Regions from separate parts of the Mus musculus genome. Here region 1 is linked to region 2. The links are chromatin contacts, found by Hi-C or POLR2A ChIA-PET in ENCODE. All regions are on one chromosome and are shown on one strand. The core of a region is the stretch at or near the end of the contact, and the rest is flanking DNA. Distances in the headings are between cores, read along the strand shown. Region 1 overlaps Lamc1 (laminin, gamma 1). Region 2 holds the start of Lamc2 (laminin, gamma 2).

What was found. Hi-C counts contacts between places; a loop is a spot of excess contacts on that map. ChIA-PET counts read pairs that join two places held with the same protein, here RNA polymerase II (POLR2A).
Region 1: a loop to region 2 is called in a map of left cerebral cortex, with 2.0 times the contacts of the local background. The contact joins the enhancer-like site here to the promoter of Lamc2 in region 2. A Hi-C loop is called at or near these places in 1 of 37 maps with a recorded cell type or tissue (left cerebral cortex). POLR2A ChIA-PET finds 5 or more read pairs at or near these places in 3 of 5 experiments (Patski and embryonic stem cell).

Annotation. Positions count from the first base shown.
Region 1 is chr1:153,218,265-153,220,964 of GRCm38, reverse strand. It overlaps Lamc1 (laminin, gamma 1), which reads left to right. Exons shown (of 28, transcript NM_010683.2): 28 at 1-2,043. Among named protein-coding and RNA genes, the nearest start is that of Lamc2, 33 kb to the right of the region's middle. Within about 2 kb of position 1,317, at least 1 of the 3 ENCODE cell types and tissues checked has a DNase peak (open chromatin) inside an H3K27ac peak, as active enhancers do.
Region 2 is chr1:153,184,882-153,187,886 of GRCm38, reverse strand. Lamc2 (laminin, gamma 2) reads left to right here and starts at 1,440. Exons shown (of 24, transcript NM_008485.3): 1 at 1,440-1,633; 2 at 1,786-1,978. The coding sequence starts at 1,900.

The DNA of each region.
Region 1 (2,700 bases), core at 68-2,567, 33 kb before region 2:
CAGACATGCTGGCTGGCTGAGCATAGGACACAGAGCCATCGTGGGTGACAGCGTAGTTACATGTGGGTCCCCAGGAGAACATGGCTCAAAGATGCTTAGGGTTTCCTCCTGTTTTCATTGACTAGGAAGATGAATGTTTCCCAAATCCTCAGGCAGCTGATAAAAAGTCTGGATGGGCAGCTCGCACGCACCACTACGTGAGGTAGCTTTTGATATTTTTATAAGCAGGACTTAATGCAGAAGAAACAGATGTGATAACCCACTCAAGTTTTTTTCCCCAAGTAGTACTAATTCTTGAAGCTTTGTTAGTGTTAGTCTTGGAACTGTTGGTAAGATATCTGTCAAAACAGTTGTCCTCTAAGGTCTTGACCAATGAAAGAAGAGCAAATCTCCTTTTCCCCATATTTTCTGGGAAGTGGCTGTAATTGGGATGTAACCGCTCTCATTAGGATTCCATGAGTGCATTTCTTTTTCTCTTTTTCTTGGAGAGAGATGTGACATTTGGCCCTTAGCTCCATTCTCTTCTGATGTTTCCGTTCTTTCTAGAACTCTTCAGAGCACATCGTTGTTTGCCAGGTCCTGGTGGCAAACACCCGCTCTCAGTGTTTCTCAAGGCTGCCAACCCCATCTAGTTCCTGCACTTTGTGGCTCTGCCCACTCCAAGCCTTTCCTCTGTGTGGAGAGGGAAGATCCATGCGTGGCATTTCCTAGTGGGCTTCTCAACCTCTGATCCTCAGCTCGGTGGTCTCCTTAAGACCACACTGTGACAGTTCCCTGCCACACATCCCCTTCCTCCTACCTACCTGCCTCTGAGATTCATATTTAGCCTTTAACACTATGCAATTTTGTACTTTGCGTAGCGGGGGAAAGAAACTATTATCTGACACACTGGTGCTATTAATTATTTGAAATTTATATTTTTTGTGTGAATGGATTTTGTTTATCATGATTATAGAGTAAGGAATTTATGTAAATATCCCCGGTCCTCCTAGAACGGCACTGTCTGCTCACGTCTCTGCTCAGTTGTCCCTCTCACTGGCACAGGAACCTGTACCATGCCTGGTCACGTCGTGCCTAGTCCCCAGTGTTTTGCTCCACCTCTGCCTTGTGTTTGCAGCACCTTCACTGTCTGACGGGAAGCCTGCTCACCTCCACAACCTGACCGAAGAGGGCCCTCTTCCCCGTGGCTCTGACCATCTGAGCTGCAGCTCCTCAAGGTTCTCATGCCTGCCCCGGAGCAGTAGCCAAGCTGACAGGGTAAAGGGATTAGGAACGTTTGTTTGTGGAACCTTCCCACACGGGTCAGTTTTCTAAGGGAGCATGTGATGACTGAACACTTGAGGGCATCAGCACCGTGCTACTGATGACAGAGGGGAGGCTCTGTTCAGCCTGTCTCCATCTCGGAGATTGCCACAAAATCTCAGCTTGGCATCCTCCGAGGCCTTTTGTGCCACGGCAGAGGCGTGGCCTCACCAAGTTCAGTGCTGATTGGCTAGTTCCTCTATTCCGAGCTCACCACCTTAACATTTTGGTCACAGTTGCAAGAAAATGGCTGAAACAGACCACCACCAGCATTCTTTGGGTCAACTCCACTCCAGCAGGCCCGAGGCGCTGGTGGGTGGGGTGTTTTGGTTTGTTTTCTCCAGCTTTTGTGGTATATTTTTAAACAGAATTTTATTTTTTAAAATGAAAGTTATTTACAAGATGATACCTTATTACACTCCTTCGACACAGCCATTGCTTTATTGTATAGTTCCAATAACCTGTATTTTATGTAATGAAATGGACAGAATGGCTGCTGTAGAATGCGGGGTGCCGCACAGAACAGATTGTTTTATCCCTCCCCCGCCCCCGCCCATGGAATTTTCCTTTGATTCCAACTGTGGCCCTTTTCAATGTGCCTTCACTTTAGCTGTTTGCCTTAATCTCTACAGCCTTCCCCCCTCAGGGAGGGCAATAAAGCGCAACACTTGGCATTTTTTTATGTTTAAAAAGAAAACAGTATTTTATTTATAATAAAATCTGAATATTTGTAACCCTTTATATCTTGTGTGGCCTAAATGCGGTGCTAGAACATGAAATGTTTAAAAGGTTTAATGAATGGATGTCTACGTATAGTGCCTCGGACTGGCTTGAGAACCACTCAGTGCTATTTGTTATTTGTACTGGGGCTTGAATTTAGGTCCTTCAGCATGCTAGGTAGATACTCTACCAACTGAGCTACATCCCTGGCTCTTTATTATCATTATTATTATTATCATTATCATCATCGTCGTCGTCATCATCATTATCATTTGTTGTTTTACCTTCTTCAAATTGTGGTCTTCATTGTCATCCAGAAGTTAGCAAACTTCTCTTTACAGAACTAGATTGTGAGTATTAACTCCGCTCTTAGCACAAAAGTGGCTCAGGAGCAAAGAGAGGCCAATGAGGATCCTCAGTGTATCACGCTGCTTATAAGAATCTAGGTATGGTGGGTCATGTCTGCACTCCTAGCACTTGAAGCCAGCGTGGGCTACAGAGAGACCGTGGCTCACTGAGCAGAGCACTTGCAGTATAGACATGAGAATCTGGAGTTGACTCTCCAGAACTTTCATACAGCGAGGCTTGGTGGCATACATGTGGATCTTTGAGCTCCTATAGGGAGAGGAAAGACGAGAATCAGCGGAAATCTGTAGCCAATTGGTCTGCCATATTAGT
Region 2 (3,005 bases), core at 191-2,690:
AATTTTGCCTTTAAGGTTTGATTTTGCAGGGCCCTATGCCCTGCTCCTCCAACACTGTGTACCTGGACTTTTCTAAAACAAGAAGTATCAATATTTTCAGTTAGTGGATGGTAGATATGCAAGGATCATAGCACTCAGAAACAAGTGTGCTCCCTCTCTCTCTCTCTCTCCCTCTCCCTCTCCCTCTCCCTCTCCCTCTCCCTCTCCCTCTCCCTCTCCCTCTCCCTCTCCCTCTCCCTCTCCCTCTCCCTCTCCCTCTCCCTCTCCCCCTCTCTCTCTGTCCACCGCATAGCTGCTACTGGAAGAAAAAAATTATAGATGCCTGCTCTCAAGGAACTGAAGTGTTAGCAGTAGCTGGGCACTGATTCTGAGTGAGAAGAATCTCCACATTATTTGGACAGAGCAGAAGAGAGTTGAGTCTAGGTTAAGAAAATTAGAATATCCATTCTGTTGCTCATTTTGCGCTAGATTTTAGAGATGTCGGCTTGTCTGCAGTACCCTATCTTGCCTCTGTTGCTCTTCAATGCTTTGTCTACTTCCTGGTTAGAACTAGGTATCTAGTTCAGACTCCATGTTCTGTACAAAGCCAGCCACATCTCTCCTGGTCAGCCTACACTGGTCACTATCACACTTAGAAATGGGAGTTCTCACACCCTTTGACAATATGTATGGATTACGTTGTTAGTTATCTTAGAGTGTTAAGCTACGGAACTATCTATGGTACAGTCATTCATTTAGTCAGTGACTAGGTATTTATTTAGGGCCTCTGCTGTCCTTACCATGAGGAAAAGAAGTGGTTATTGGTTGTAATGGATACGTTGTGTCTACATAAATACTAGTAAATCCTAAGTCTATAGCAGGATTTAAGAGCCTTCTCTGACAGTCACTTCTGCATTATTCACTGTAGGAGAAGTTCCCAGGACAGTGTGGGATAAGCCAAGATTTGCATCCCCTCCCCCACTTGGTGTTACTCACTTCAGCTAACACCGGGCTTGGCTGGCACTATCCCTCTTAACGTTATTTTCTAGCGGGGCCAGAGAGAATGTCGTGAAAAATATGCTCTGAGATGTTAAAAGACTAAGAAACCTTTTCTCTTATGAGCAGAAGGCTTGTTGAATATCAACTGTGAACTAGTTCGTAACAGTTTAATGAGTTTGCTTAATGAGTTTGCTAGTTCAAGGTTAAGGGGGTAGATAGACCCAGGAGAGCAACCTTTGGGTCACCCTGGTGTGTGTGTGTGTGTGTGTGTGTGTGTGTGTGTGTGTGTGTGTGCTTAGAAGTGAGTAAAATCAGAGGTATGTATACGTGCTGTATCTCAGAATAAAAGTTACCCTGAGAGTGAAGAGGATCGATCCTGTTGGGCCCCTCAGCCTGGTTAATTTGCCTGTGTTTTAGACTAGAGTGGAAGGGGCGTCCAACTGTGACTGGAATGGATGTCTGTGCCCTTGAGACTCCCTCGCCCCCTCCGGTTTTGAGGAAGGGGTGGCTGATATCTACAACCTGAGTTCTGCCCAGGACCACCCCGGGAGAGAACGGCTGTGTGTAGCGGGGTGCGGGTGGAGGGAGGGGATATGGCACATTCCAGAAGGATCTCTGGACCGCAGCCTCAGTACCACGCCCTCGGCGGGGCCAGGTGTGCTCCCCGGTTGCGGAGGGGGGAGCCCGGGGCCGCAGCGAGCGGGTTTACTGCTCGGCATGCGCTGAGTGTTTGTCTGCCTCGGAGGGTTGGGTCCTCCTTGTTCACAGGTGAGTCACGCCCCGAAACACCGGCTCTCTTCCTGTCAGGACTGAGTCAGGGAGAAGAGTCGATAAAACACCTGATCGAGGGAAAAGGAAGGCACAGCAGAGCGAAGACTCGGCGCCCGGCAGGCACCCGCAGCGGCGGAGCGCGGCCCGGCCATGCCTGCGCTCTGGCTCAGCTGCTGCCTTGGTGTCGCGCTCCTGCTGCCCGCAGCCCAGGCCACCTCCAGGAGGGAAGGTGAGTGCTCCCACCGCGCCTCCAACTTGCCCTTCCCTGCACACGGTGTTGGTGGCTGAATTCACCTCGAGGATCCACACTCGGTCAGGTCAAGGATCTGCAAAGAGCCTATCTCCTCCCTACCTGGGGCTCCTGTACAGTCGCGCTCTAAAGTGACAGTTTTCCCATAAAGCCAAGGGAGTTAAAAACACGAAGCTAATGGGTTGTGCCAGCTGAAGGTTTCCTTGCCCTAAAGCCATTCCTCTTTCAATTCCCTCCCTTTCTTTTCTTTGGCAACAGGGGACCCCTCCACACCCGTTCAATCAGTAACATGCTAGTCTTTAAACTGTCCGGTCCCTGTAATTTACCAGTGGGAGTTAGGTGGGACTTTTTCCATGCCCGGCAGCACCACACAGACTAAAAACAGAACTTCCATAATCCCCTTGTTATCCATGTTGTATTTTTGAGATAGAGCGTGAACTTTAAGCGTTTTAGTAATACCCGAAACTGCAAGTGTTACTTCTAAGAACAGTTTCGCCTCCCAGGTATTTATTGGACTCAAACTTCAAGTAACATTTACTCCTACCGAGAGCACCCGGTGGCTGTCATGTCCTGAGGAGTTAAGGTCATATAAACAAAATCTGCGAGAACTTAGCGACTGTTTTTCGTGTGTATGTGTCCTGTCAACTATGATGACACCTAGTGCGGGGGTTTCTCTGTCTCTTAGCTGAAGCGCTTTCCTCTGATCACCCAACTTTTCACATTCATAGTTACTGTTGCTTCCTGCTCTCCATGGTGTTCCAGTCACCACTGCCAGGGATCGGAAGCCATGATGCTCGATCATGTATAATTGTCACCAAAAAGGAGTAACTGGCATGATAGCCATGTTCATTTTCTTGACAATAGTAACCATTTCACTAGTCCTGTCAAAACCTGTTGTGTAGCTCAGATATGTAAGATGAACTTTAAAACAAAAAAATGTATGAAAGTGGTCATGTCGAGAGGGCTCCCCCTGAGTCAGGATAAACTGGTTGAAACCTAGTAGAAA